Linked DNA regions of Homo sapiens: region 2 is linked to region 1. Evidence: chromatin loops called from intact Hi-C (ENCODE). Cell type or tissue: ascending aorta. All regions are shown on one strand. Links, peaks and the distances in the headings refer to the core of each region. The heading gives the core; the rest is flanking DNA.

The links. Peaks named below come from ENCODE experiments on the same cell type or tissue, not always from the same donor. Only the 100,000 strongest peaks of a DNase experiment are listed, where the experiment ranks them.
Region 2: a loop joins it to region 1, with 1.8 times the contacts of the local background. A loop is called at or near these places in 4 of 110 quality-filtered maps.

The regions. Positions count from the first base shown.
Region 1 is chr3:72,450,808-72,458,803 of GRCh38, forward strand. LOC105377160 (a long non-coding RNA gene) reads left to right here and starts at 7,814. Exons shown (of 3, transcript XR_940961.3): 1 at 7,814-7,996. In ascending aorta, for the core only: no CTCF peak of the experiment used is centred there; no DNase peak of the experiment used is centred there.
Region 2 is chr3:72,039,988-72,046,192 of GRCh38, forward strand. The region is part of intron 6 of LINC00877 (long intergenic non-protein coding RNA 877); the gene reads right to left. Among named protein-coding and RNA genes, the nearest start is that of LINC00877, 57 kb to the right of the region's middle. In ascending aorta, for the core only: no CTCF peak of the experiment used is centred there; a DNase peak (open chromatin) is centred at 2,634.

The DNA.
Region 1 (7,996 bases), core at 1,335-6,334:
CTCCTGGGTAGCTGAGACTACAGGCATGTAATACCACACCCAGCTAATTTTTCTTTTTTTTTCTTTTTTTTTTTTTTAAGTAGAGAGAGGGTTTCACCATGTTGCCCGGGCTGGTCTGGAGCTCCTGGGCTCAAGAGATCCTCCGGCCTCAGCTTCCCAAGTTGCTGGGATTATTGGCGTGAGGCACTGCACCCGGCCCAATCTAAAAATTTCATACACCAACCCACAACCTGATGTCCCATGTCCCTCTGTCCTGCTCTACTTTTCTCTCCTTAGCATACCCTACATTTGGCTCTTATAATGAGGAGACTTTTTCTCTAATGTACCCCACAGTTCAGTTATCTTGTTTAAGCAGATCCTTGCCCCAGTAGAATATATGCTTCATGATGGCAGGGATTTTATTTTTCTGCTGTGTTCCCCCCACCATCCCACCTAGTATATATCAAGTGCCTAGAACACTGACTAGTGTACATTCGTTGAAAAAAAAATCTCTTTCATTTAACAATATATTGAGTAGCAACTAGCTATCATGCTCATGCCAGGGAATGGAAGATCAGATAAACAAAATAGACTTCATTCCTAATCTTTTGGAGTTTACCTCCTAGTTGAGGAGCCAGACATTATACAAGTAATTACAATTGTGACAATTGCTACAAAGACAAAATACGAGATGAGAGGTGAGAGGGTGCTAAGAGAGGGAGGTTGTTGATGTAGCCGGTGGAGCCGGGAACTCCCCTGAAAAAGTTAAGTTGCCCACAAGAAAAAAAGGCAAAAGCAGTCAGGTGTCTGGTGCTTTGGAGGAGCTAAAGGCAAGCAGCTGTGGCCAGAGTCCCGCCAGAGAGGAGAAATGAGGCTGGAGAGGCAGGTGGCTGGATAGATCCATATGGCAGGGTAGGGAGTGAGTTGGGAGTGAGGTCTTTATCCTGAATGCGATGGAAGCCACTGATGAGTTTACAAGAATATGTCTACCTGGGACTGTCAGTGTCTGCCTTAAAGAATTAGATGCTGGGAGAAGCAGACTCCTTGGAGGAGGGGAGGTAGTGGAAGGACCTTTAAAGTGGCCCAGATTCAGACCATGAAGGGCAGCTTGGGTGGGCTTCCCTCCTTTCTTCAGCTCAAGAAAGAAGTGAAAGCCACTGAGGCTTGCCAATGGGAAGGGCTGGAAAGTTATCAACTCAGGCTTCCTCCTGCCGTTAAATTTGCAAGTGCTACTCCCTAGACGGAAACCTGAATACTCACTAAGCCTAGGACTTTGAACCTTAGGAATCCCCAATGAAGGTATTATAAACAAGTGAGAGAAAAAAGGTTTGCTCCAAACACCTCAGTGCTTACCCCTGCCCCACCCATGATACACCTTCTTATGGTCTGAGTCCCACACCCTGATCGGGGGTGACATTTTCAACAATCTGCAGTGCAATGAGAAAAATAAAGGGTAAATGTATGAGTACTTTCCTATGACCAGATAAATTACCAATGGTTGATTCTTGGGAAAGACTATTTTTTATTCTGAGATGATGTTCTTTCACTTTTTTTCTTTTTTCAGAGGTTTGGGTAATTTAAGCGTCCCTTCTTTAATGGAATGATGGCAATAGTACGTGGCAGTTGCCTTTCCTAAAATGTCCTCAATTGACCAGATCACCAGTGGGCAATTCGGTGTTGATTTCTCAATTCTCTGCCCTCGCTGATTTTATCCGTGTAGTTTTAAGGGCACCAAGACCTAGATGATCTTAATGAAGCTTTCCGAGTTATGTGTGATTGAGGGGAAGAGGAAGGAGAAAACTGTATCACGAGGTGACTGAAAAAGCCACCCAAGAAGGAGTGAAGCCAGAAAGGTTAAAATGTCAATCCTAATAGCTAGGAATTAATGCCCTGCTTTGCACATAATATTCCTTCAGTGGCTTAAAAGAGAAAACTGTTGCTTGGAGCAGCTACCTACCTGGAGCTGGAGGGTCTTAGGAACTAGGGAGAACCCAGCTCATCTCACTTAAAGCCTGAGGCTTGTGCTGGTATCACTGGGTACATCTGGAGACTAATGCTGAAGATAAGATTAACTTCTAAAGAAGCTCCCCTGGAGTCAGAGCGAGATGGAACTTCCCTGACCATCTGCGTTGAACCTTCACCAGATTTTGCAACCTGGTGACATTTTACAGTGTCATCTGTGCACGTGCTTATCAGAGATGTGAAGTTTCATTGATCTGCCTCTTCCATAGTAGGAAATATCACAAGTCAAAATTGTCCTGGCTTATACGTCACACCCTCGACAAAAATTAACTCAAACTGTATCATAGACCAACATGTGAAACCTAAACCTATAAAACTTCCAGAAGAAAATATAGGAGAAAATCTTTGTGGCCTTGGGTAGGCAAAGGTTTCCTAGATATTAAACGAAAAGCACGATCCATAAAAGAAAAAGTTGATAGCTTCTACACCATCAAAGTTAAAAACTTCTCTCTGAAAGACACTGTTAAGAATATGAAGGGACAAATCAAAGACAGAAAATATTTGCAAAGCACATATCTGATAAAAGACTTATATCCAGAATATATGAAGAACTTTTACCGTGCAATAAGAAGACAAGCCACCTAATGAAAACATGAACAAGAGATGTGAGTGGACACTCCACCAAAAGATACACGAATGCACAATAGGTACATGAAAAGATGCTCGACATCATTATTCATTAGGGAAATGCAAATTGAAACCACAAAGAGACACCACTGCACATCAGAATGGCAAAAAAGACAAAAAAACAAACAAAAAAAACCACCTGACAATCCCAAGTGCTGGAGAGGATGTGGAGTGACCCTCACACATTGCCAGTGGGAGTGCAATATGGTACAGTTCCTCTGGAAAAACAGTTTGGCAGTTTCTTATAAAGTTAAACATACACTTACCATATGAGCCAGCAGTCCCACTCCTAGGGATTTACCAAAAAAAATGAAGACATATGTTCACATAAAAACCTGTGCTCAGATATTTATAGCAGCTTTATTCATAATCACCAAAACTTGGAAACAACCCAAATGCCCTTTAACTGGCGAGAAAATAAACAAATTGTGGCACATCCATACCATGGAATACTACTCATCAATTAAAAGGAACACACTACTGATCTATGCAATGTGGATGAATCTCAAATACATTATCCTAAGTGAAAGAACACAGTCTCAAAAGGTCACATACTGTGTGGTTCCATTTACGTAACTTTCTGGAAAAGGCAAAATTAGAGGGATACAGAACAGATCAGTGGTTGCCAAGGATTAGGGGTGGAGGGAGCATTTGACTACAAAGGAGTGGCAGCAAAAAAGAATGCAGGGGGAGGGTGGAAGTTATCTACATCTTGACTATGGAGGTACTTAGAAGATAGAATGCATTTGTCAAAACTCAGACCTGTACATCAAAACGAGTAAATTTTGCTACTCAGGAGGCTGAGGCAGGAAGATTGCTTGAACCTAGAAATTTGAGGCTGCAGTGAGCTATGGTCATGCCACTGCTCTCCAACCTGAGAGACAGAACAAGAACCTGTCTCTGAAAAAAGGTAAGTAAATTTTACTGTATATAAGTTACATCTCAATAACTCTGGATTGAAAAGTTCCCTAAGCATCTACACTCCATATTCCTTCCCCTCTTAAAGTAATAACCATAAGACCTAGCATCGTGTAGCTTTGCTGTCTGCCTGGCACTGTGAATAATCCTGTCCTTTCCAGAGTATTCTTCTTTTCAGTAATTTATCCAGTTACTCAAGCCATAATCCTTGGAGTTATCCTTGACTTCTCTCTTTTTCTTATACCCTACATCAGTCCAGCCTTTGCACTTGACCTTCAGTATATATCCTGAATCTGACCACTTCCCATTATCTCTATTGCTGTCGCTCCAGTCCAACAAAGAATTACTTCTCAGCCTCCTAACTGAAAAGAGGAGGACTTCTAGTCTTCTCTTCTTGCACTCTGTACTGTCAGGATATGCTTGGTTATGCTATGGTAACCCTCCCAAATCTTCGTGATTTATCCCAACAAAGTGATTAAAGGGATTTCTTGCTAAAGCCACTTGTCTGCAGGTCAACACCTCCACCCTGTCTCTCCTCACTCTTTGGACCTAGGCTGTGGTGGCCTGAATGTGTCCCCCACAATTCATGCGTTGGAAATTTAATTCCCAATGCAACAGTGTTGGGAAGTAGTGCCTTTGCAGAGGTGTTTAGGTCATGAGGGCTCTATTCTCATGAATGGATTAATGCTGCTATAAAAGGGCATGGCAGAGGGAGTTCATCCTCTTTGCCCTACTGCATTCTGCCATGTGAGGACACAGCGTTCCTCCCCTCTGGAGGATACAGTGTTCAAGGTGCCACCTTGGAAGCAGAGAGCAGCCCTCAATAAATGCTAGCACCTTGATCTTGGACTTCCCTGCCTCCAGAACTGTGAGACAATAAATTTCTGTTCTTTATAAATTACCCAGCAGTCTTGGGTGTTTTGTGATAGCAGCACAAACAAAGACCCAGGCTTTCTGAGCTGCATCCAGCTTGAACATCATTGGTGGCTGTAAAGGAGCTCTAGAGGCACGCATTCTGGCAACCAGCTGCCTGGCCTGGAAGTGACACAGTGACCTGTGCTCACAACTCATTGGTCAGAGTCTCATGGCCACGCTGCACAACAGGAAGCATAAACAGGAAGCCAGCATGTGCCCAGGAGGTAGAGAGCAAGAAATATTTGGCCATCGGCCTTGTGATTACCATGATTCTTTAAAGTCTTCTCTCAAAACCACGTCAAGAGATCCTTTTAAGATGCTGGTGACTCACCTGCACAAAATCCTCAAATGACTTTCATGACATTTAGATGAAAATCCAGAATCTTGACTCTGGCCTTCAAGACCTGCTAACTTCATCCACCCCTGGCTTCTTCACCCCCAGCTCAGCTCTAGGAACTTGGGCCCCTTGCTGTTTCCTGCCATGTCCGGCCCCTCCTCAGGGCCTTTCTGCCTGTTCTCCTCTGGATATTCCCACAGCTACATTGCTCTCATAGTCCAGGTGGATGCTAAATGCCCCTTCTTCAGGGAGGACTTCCCTGACTAGGACATCTTACATAGCATAATCCCCAGTCACTGCCACCCTCACCCTGCTTTATCTTTCTTTACACCCTTAGCATGACCTAGCACTGTATGATGGTGTGTGTGTGTGTGTGTGTGTGTGTGTGTGTGTGTATGTATGTTTTGGCCTGGTTCATCCAGTAGAATGTAATATTTGTTGGGACAGGGACTTTCCTTTGTTCAATCCTAGTTTGTGGGCCTGTCTCCCTGTGAGTTTTTGCCATAGCAGTCCAGCCACACATGCCAGAGCCCAGGAAATGGATGATGAACTTTAGTACATTCCAGTTTGAGCCTTGTGAATATTCAGGTGAGTGGTTCCCTATGATGGTATGATTTCCTTCAGTTTTTCCATAATTTTTTTTTTTTTGAGATGGAGTTTTGCTCTTTGTTGCCCAGGCTAGAGTGCAATGGCGTGATCTCGGCTCACTGCAACCTCTGCCTCCCAGGTTCAAGCAATTCTCCTGCCTCAGCCTCCCGAGTAGCTAGGATTACAGGTGTGCACCACCACGCCTGGCTAATTTTGTATTTTCGTAGAGACGGGTTTTCTCCATGTTTGTCAGGCTAGTCTCCAACTCCTGACCTCAGGTGATCCGCCCTCTTCAGCCTCCCAAAGTGCTGGGATTACAGGCATGAGCCACTGTGCCCGGCCGTGTTTTTTGTTGTTATTGTGATTATTGTTGTTTGTTTTTTGAGAGAGGGTCTCACTCTGTTCCCAGGGCTGGAGTGCAGGGGTATAATGTCATCTCACTGCAGCCTTGACTTCCTGGGCACAAGTGATCCTCCCACCTCAGCCTCCCAAGTAGCTGGGACTACAGGCATATACCACCATGCCCAGCTACTTTTTGTATTTCTTGTAAAGACGGGATTTCACCCTGTTGCCCAGGCTGGTCTCGAGCTCCTGGGTTCAAGCAATTCACCTGCGTCAGTCTCCCAAAGAGCTGGGACTACAGGCGTAAGTCACTGCGCCTAGCCAGTTCTGCAATGTTTATTAAAGCCCCGGGCCCAGAAATTGCTTCCCCAGCAGCTTGTTCTTTTTTTATTATTATTTTATATTTGAGACAAGGGTCTATTTTTCTCAGGCTGGTCTCGAACTCCTGAGCTCAAGAGATCCTCCTTTCTTGGCCTCCCTAGTATCTGGGACTACAGGCACATACCACTGTGCTCGGCTACTGGCAGCTTGTCCTTGATACTTGAATTTCCACCCTTAGAGTCAGAGTCATAGAATGTTGAAGATGGAATGAAGAGTTAAGACCATCCATCTAGTACTGTCTTAGTTCAGAGGCAAAAACCCAGGGGCAGAGAGATCACAGAGGGCCTTCACATACATTGTTGCCTCTCACAGCTGCCTCTGTGTGAATTACCATTGACACTGGCAGGGTATGTAGTTCATCCAAGTTCATTCCTGCAACTCTCCAGGTTTTGTACCTGGACTTCAAAACCTGCTTTTCTGATTGCAGATTCTATTATGCTGCAAATGGAATCCCTAGAACTCAAATATCCTGACATTCATTAAGAGTAAGGTTAAGAAAGAGACTTACCCACAGGAACATCTAATAATGTTCGGGTCTATGTACACATTGTTATGAGCTGAACTGTGTCCCCACCCCCACTCCCAAATCAATATGTTGAAGCCCTAGTCCTGGCTACCTCAGAGTTTGACTGTATTAAAGATAGAGTCTTTAAAGAGGTGATTAAGTTAAAATAATGCCATTTGGGTGAGCCCAGTCTGACTGGTAACCCTATAAGAAGAGGAAATTTAGACACTCTACATAGAAAAATGAAGACAAATGCACACACAGAGGAAAGACCGCGTAAAGACACAGCAAGAAGGTGGCCTTCTGCAACCCAAGGAGAGAGGCCTCAGGAGAAACCAAACCTGCTGACACCTTGATCTTGGACTTCTAGGTCCTGAACTGTGAGGAAATAAATCTCTGCTGTTTAAGTAGAACAGTTTGAGTTACTTTGTTACAGCAGACCCAGCAAACTTATCCACACATCATGAGTTTGTGGGTAGCTAAAGAGAGGCTGCCCTGGCCAGGTGCAGAGGTTCACACCTGTAATCCCAGCACTTTGGAATGCCGAGGTGGGCGGATGGCTTGAGCTCAGGAGTGCAAGACCAGCCTGCCCAACATGACAAAACCCTGTCTCTACAGAAGATACAAGAATTAGCCGGGCATGGTGGTGCATGCTTGTAATCAGCTACTCAGGAGGCTGAGGTGGGAGGATCGCTTGAGCCAGGGAGGTCAAGGATGCAGTGAGCTGAGATCATGCTACTGCACTCCAACCTGGGCAACAGAGCGAGACCCTGCCAAAAAACAAAAACAAGAGAGAGGCTGCCTATGAGATAATAATAACCAACACATAGGGAGTGCTTACTCAGACAAGGTGCTAAGCACTTTAGGTGTTAACTAATGAACTAATAACTCAATGAATATTAACAATAAGCATATGAGGTAGATTATATTACAGTGCCCCTTTTATAAATTAGGAAGTTAAGAAGCAGTAAAGTTAAGTCACTTACCCTGAGTCGCACATCTGGGAAGTGACTGGGCTGAGACTTGAACCGAGGCAGCTTGGGCTCCAGAGTCCAGGCTCTGAAGGAGCTAGTTAGTCAGTTATGATCATTTCTATCTTCCAGATGCGGAAACTAAGACTTAGACACTGGTCCAACCCCACAGCCAGGGTGTGGCAGAACCAGAATTTCCAGTTCTTTGTACTTCATCACAAACCAAATCCCTGGAACTCAAGAATCCTGAAAGTTGTTAACTGAAGGAAGGAAAGGGGCCCACCCGGAGGAGGAAGGGCAAAAATCTATTTATACACAAAACAGCTTTGCAAGGGGGAGAGGCACCTGATATAAAAGTTTTGGGTCACTTGAAGCATGACAGGAAGATGGTAAAATGGAGCCAGAATCTGA
Region 2 (6,205 bases), core at 1-5,000, 410 kb before region 1:
CTGCATCCAGGACATCCTTTTTTCTGTCTCTTTACCCTCTGAGCTCCTACCCACTCTTCAGATCCTAGAGCTTGTCCCTTACGGGGGGAAGACTTTCCTTTTCTTCCTGGCAGGAGCTCCACTAGGCCATAGAATTAATTTTGTTCAATTTAAGGAATGGCACCCCTTTCTTAAGACATTTGGGATGCCACATTCCAGAAAACTGTCATAATAAATATTCAAATTTATAATGTCTATGATGTGACTGGCTCCCCCTAGAGTTGTGCAGTGTACAGCCTGCCCAACCATATGGGAGAGTCCTGTCTTGGTCAGTTTCCATCTCATTGCATCTCTTTGCATTAAGAACTTCCCCCTTGTGGGGGGCACTACTCTCAGTTGCAACCTTAAATTGCAGTATTGATTATTGTCTCTTTACCCTCCCATGGTGTATATAGAGACTCTGTCTGGCTTTATCTATGTTTGGATCCCCAGGACCTAGAGTAGTGCTTTGTTCATACAAATCATTTAGTCAATGCTTGAAAAGCTTTTGCTTCTACACTGCTCTCAAAGTCTCCCTCAAAGAGCTCTTTCTCTGTGTGTCTTTCCTGACCTCCCTATGCTCCCTGGACCCAGGATGTTCCAATTGTAACACATATCACAAAGTATGGCCATTGCCTGTTTTCTTTCCCCTATTTTATTTTAACCCACCCATCCCCTAACACACCAGTAAACTCTAAGCTCCTTTAGAGGAGGGGGCATGCCAATTTGTTCATCTTTTGTCTTCCTCTGACTAGCCTGGTACCTGGCAGTTGCTGAACTGGGTGCTGAATGCCTGGGAGGCGAGAATGCTGCCAGTCTACCCTGAGACTGAGAGGTGTAGGGGGTGATGGCTCTGCTTAGAGGCACCTTGTAGGGTGCCCCTCACTATAAGGACAGCTCCCAGCTCACCCCATAGGGCAGAGACCCCTGTTGTGCCAGCGATTTCTATAATACAAGCCACTTCTCATTCCAACCTCATTGCCTGATATGAGAATGAATTTAGGGTATTGTCTTTCAAAGGATGTCTTTATTCAGTCCCTGCCAGTTTCCTATTCAGTTCCTGCCAATTTCCTACAATACATGGCACCTAACAAGCTTCAAGACCCAGAAGCCAGAGGCAAACAGGTGCCCCAGAATGGGTGGAACTTGCAATCCTGGGTAGCCTGTGAACCCACTTTCCCAGCCTTCACAGTCAGATCCCTGCAGAATAATAAGACCCACAAATCTTTTGTCTGGAAAATTATCTTCCTGTAACACTGGAAGCTGTTACCATGGAAATAAAATAACCTATTAGCCCAAATCTACCAAAACACGGGAGAGGCCCGGCTGCATTTCCGAGGCCCTTCATTAATAAGGAGAAAAGCAGATTAACCTTTAAGAGAATTGACAAGAATGGCCATGACTTGCCGGATTATGATTTTCATGTTGAGTTTATCTGGGCTAATATCTCAGCTTGGAGCAGCCATGCTGAGTGGAAAAGAAAGAAAGACAAGACTCAGTTTGGAAATTCAAATGCCTGCCAGGTTTGGCTGGGCTTAGGTGTGTTTTTGTCTTTTGGTCTTGGCCATCCTGGACTCCTTCCCTCCTATGGATTCCTGGGGATGCCTCCTAACTAGACTAGTACACTGAAGGGAGAGCAATTTTCCTGTCTCCTATTGAGCAGCTGCTGAGAGAGGCACGGAACTGCAGAGGGCTCCTACAGCACAGCCAAGATGCCAAACAGAAGCCGGAGACAGATGGAGCTGAACTCAGCCTGTCCTGGTCTGCCTCCTCCTCCCGAAGTGTCCTCAGTGCCAAATCCAAGACATGCAGGCTGCTGGGAGAGGCAGCAAGGACTTGCCTCTCCCTGTGGCTGGGCACAGAGGTTGCTGGCCCCAAGCAGGGATGCTCCATGATCTCAGCAGTGCCCAGCAGCCCCAGGTACACAGCAACCCAATACCAGGTGGCTAGTAGAGACCTGGTCCTGCACAGTTCACTGCTCCCACACCTGGTCAGCAAGAGCTGTCAGCATCTTAACTACTGGCAGGTGGGATGTGCCAGTGTCTTGACAAGTATCAAGAGAGACTCCATCCCAGGGAAACTGACAATGGCCATCCAAAGCTTGGACAGTGCTTGACCACAGGGCACAGATTACTGGGATTTTTTTCTTCCTTCTCTTTTGATACCTTTTCTTTTTGAAGAAAGGTAGGAGAGTGGCTCTGTGAGCATCAGTTATCATTATTAAAGGCTCTGCTGCCTTGGGGACAGTGTTATGTCTTCCTCAGGTGTCTTTCATTGCCTCTGGTTACCGACACTGGGAAATGGAAGGCACCTGTTCATGTGAGCAGTGGCCTTGTGGTCTGAGACATGAGGTGAGGAAAAAAAAAAGAAGTCACCTATTCATCCTCCCATTCATGTTTAACAGGGTTGTGGTAGGGGCTGAGTGGGACTCTGTTTTCCTTGAATAAGCCCCAGTGGTCAGCCTGGGCTAACTGCCATCATGAATGAGTCCTGGATCTCAGCAGCTTCATGCAAGAGCGGGCTTACTTCTCGCTCCCGTCTCAGTCCAATCAGGGGGTAGGGCAGCTTTCAGAGGTCTAGATTCTTTCCATCTGTGACTCACTGTTCCCAGGGCTTTGGAATGCCTCACTGGATCCTAGCATCTTGCTGAGAGTTGGGAGAGGAGAATGTGGACAACCTAGAGGGGAGGTTCCAGGGGGCAGGCCACCTGCTCTTCTCCCATTGGCTAGGCACATGTCTCTCTCCCAGGGATAGGGGGATGAGAAATGTGGTTGAGCCCAGGCAGAAGAGGAGACTTCAGCAAGAGTCTCTTAACACAAATGGCAGATGCAGAGCTGAGAATAGCAGATACCCACTACCCTGAAGTCACAGTAGAGATTCTGAGTATCAGAGTGAAGGCGGTACTAGCTATTGTGCCACGTAGCATTGCCCAAGGTATGCGTGCAATTCAGATCCTTCAATGTGCTTCACATAAATGAATTTCCTTGAGCAGATATGTTTGGAAAACAATGAAAAAGACATGTTTCCTCCTGGGCATTCACATTGTGTGGTAGCATATGAAGGCTCTGACAAGTCCTGCATTAAAGAAAATCTATCATTATTTAAAACATTTCCCACAAGTACTTGACCAGGGACGTGTCATTATTTTTCTGCTTGAAAATCTAGTAACAGTTCTTAGAATCAATGTTCTAAGGGACATAGTTTAAAAAACAGACCTAGTACAATCCTACCTTTTAGAAAATATGTGTATTTTTGGCACACAAGTGCATGAGGCTCAGAATGAGGATTTGACTTACCCAAGATCAAACAGCTTGCCTCAGGAGGAAGTTGCAGGCCTGCGTTAGGTCCCAAGTAGACTGCTCATTTCCCCAAACCTCTCAAATTAGGTCATGACCCCCAGGAACATGAAACTGGCCAGTATATAAGCTACAGATAAGGTACAGCATGAATACAGCACATCTTCTGAGGCGGGGGCGGGGGGTGCTATTTATCCATTCATTTGGCAAATAAATGAATAAACTGTGCCTCAGTTTTCTTACCTATAAAATGGGGATCATGGAAAGATCATGCATTTAAAAGGACTTAGCCCAGAGCTGGGGACTGTGTCTAAAAATAGACAAGCCTGGCCTCTCTCTTCATAGAAACTGCAGACCATAAAGGAGACAGATAGTTAACTAAAAAAATCATGAATTGTGCAAGTACTAAGCTGAAATTGCTCAAGAGACTGATAGTGACAAGTCAGTAGTGGCTGCTGTGGATGGGATGGTCCCAGAGAAGGTTCTCTGAGGGTGTGATGTTTCCACCAACACCTGAATAATAAGGGGGACTTACTATAGCAAAGCAAAAGAAGAGCCCAGTACAGGCATTGCACATAATAGATGCTCAGTAACTATTAGTTAAATGAATGAATGAACAAATGAATGAGTTGTGGATTGGGGTATAATGTGATATTTTGAGGTTTTCAGATAAAACACCTTGAAGTAATATCATCTTTACAACCTCAAAACACTGAAAGTGTATGTTTTCTCTTCCCACTGCTCTCTGCTGATAGGGTTAATTCAGTAGGAAAGTTCAAGATGTCTGAGAGTAGGTGATCTCAACCTTGGCATGACTGGCATTTGCCTGGGTAGTATGTCTCAGGGATTGTAGGATGTGGCGCAGCATCCTGGCCTCTACCCGTTAGGTGCCAGTAGCCTTCTCCTTGCCCCCTAGTTATGACAACTAAAAACATCACGAGTGGGGGACAAAATTACCCGTAGGTGAGAACCACTGTCCCAGTGTGATTGGACCTATTCATCTTAAACATGGGAAATGTGGACCATAAAATCGCCAAACCTCCTCTCTTTCCTCCTCATATCTGTGGCCTCCCAGAATTTGTGGCCCAATACCACAGGAATGGCCCAAGTCCACATGTCATCATTCAGCACAGCAGCAGCTTTCCTGGCAGAGCGGTCCCAATGAGCCATATGTGTGCTTCTGTCTCCTCTTTCCCATGCCCCAGAAAAGTCCAAGTTAATTTCCAGCCATCCCATTATGACTTCTCCAGAAAGAAAGGAAGTTTCCTGGGTTTGCATTCCAGCAGAATTGCAACCTAAGCTCTTTGTACTTTTTGACATCCTGTTTCTGATTTCCGTGCTGGGCTTAAAGTAGGGAATAAACACTTTTTTGAAAGCTCTGTGCATTCCAGAGAAAATCACCCAGCAGGCTCTAAAGAAGAGAGAGGATGCAGGGACATGCTGGTGGAACGTTCCGTGCTTGCCACTGGGTGTAGAAAGAGAAAGAGCCCCAGGGTGAGCTACATGCAGGGAGTTGGGGGAAGAGAATGTGGACAAACTAGAGGGGAGGGTCCAGGGGGCAGACCACCTGCTCTCTTCCCATTGGCTAGGCACATGCAGAGACATGTGCCTAGCCAATGGGAAGAGAACATTATTATATATAACAGTAATATATAATTACATATAATAATTTATATTATATAATAATTATTATATAATATAGCTATATATAGTTATATATTATATAACTATATATTATAGTTATATATAATATAACTATATATTATAGTTATATATAATATAACCAAATATAATAGTTATATATAATATAACCAAATATAATAGTTATATATAATATAACCAAATATAATAGTTATATATAATATAACCAAATATAATAGTTATATATAATATAACTAAATATAATAGTTATATATAATATAACTAAATATAATAGTTATATATAATATAACTAAATATAATAGTTATATATAATATAACTAAATATAATAGTTATATATAATATAACTAAATATAATAGTTATATATAATATAACTAAATATAATAGTTATATATAATATATAACTATATATAATAGTTATATATAATATAACTATAATATATAGTTATATATAATATAACTATAATATATAGTTATATATAATATAACTATAATATATAGTTATATATAATATAACTATAATATATAGTTATATATAATATAACTATAATATAATATAACTATAATATATAGTTATATATAACTATAATATAATATAACTATAATATATAGTTATATTTAATATAACTATATAGTTATATTATAATATAACTATAATATAGTTATATATAATATAACTATAATATAGTTATATATAATATAACTATAATATATAGTTATATTATATATAACTATAATATATAGTTACATATAATATATATTATTATTATATATAAGCTATATTATATAATAATTATATATAACAACATAACTTATTTTATATTTAAATATAAATATAATATATATTTTAAAATATAAATATAATATATATTTTTAAATATATATATGTTTTTAAAAGTAGGATTGTACTAGGTGTGTTTTTTAAACTGTGTCTCTTAGAACATCGACTCTAAGAAATGTTAGTAGATTATCAACCAGAAAAACGATAGCACATCCCTAGTCAAGTATAGGGGAATGAGAAATGTAGTCTAGCCAAGGTAGGACAGAAGCCTTCAGCAAGAGCCTCTTAACATAAATGCCGGCTACAAAGGTGAGATTAGCAGATGCCCACTACCCTGAAGTCACAGTAGAGATTCTGAGTATCAGAGTGAAGGTGGTCCTAGCTATTGTGCCATCCAGCATTACCCAAGAGAGTGTGGACAACTAGAGAGGATGCGGTTGCCAAAGCAG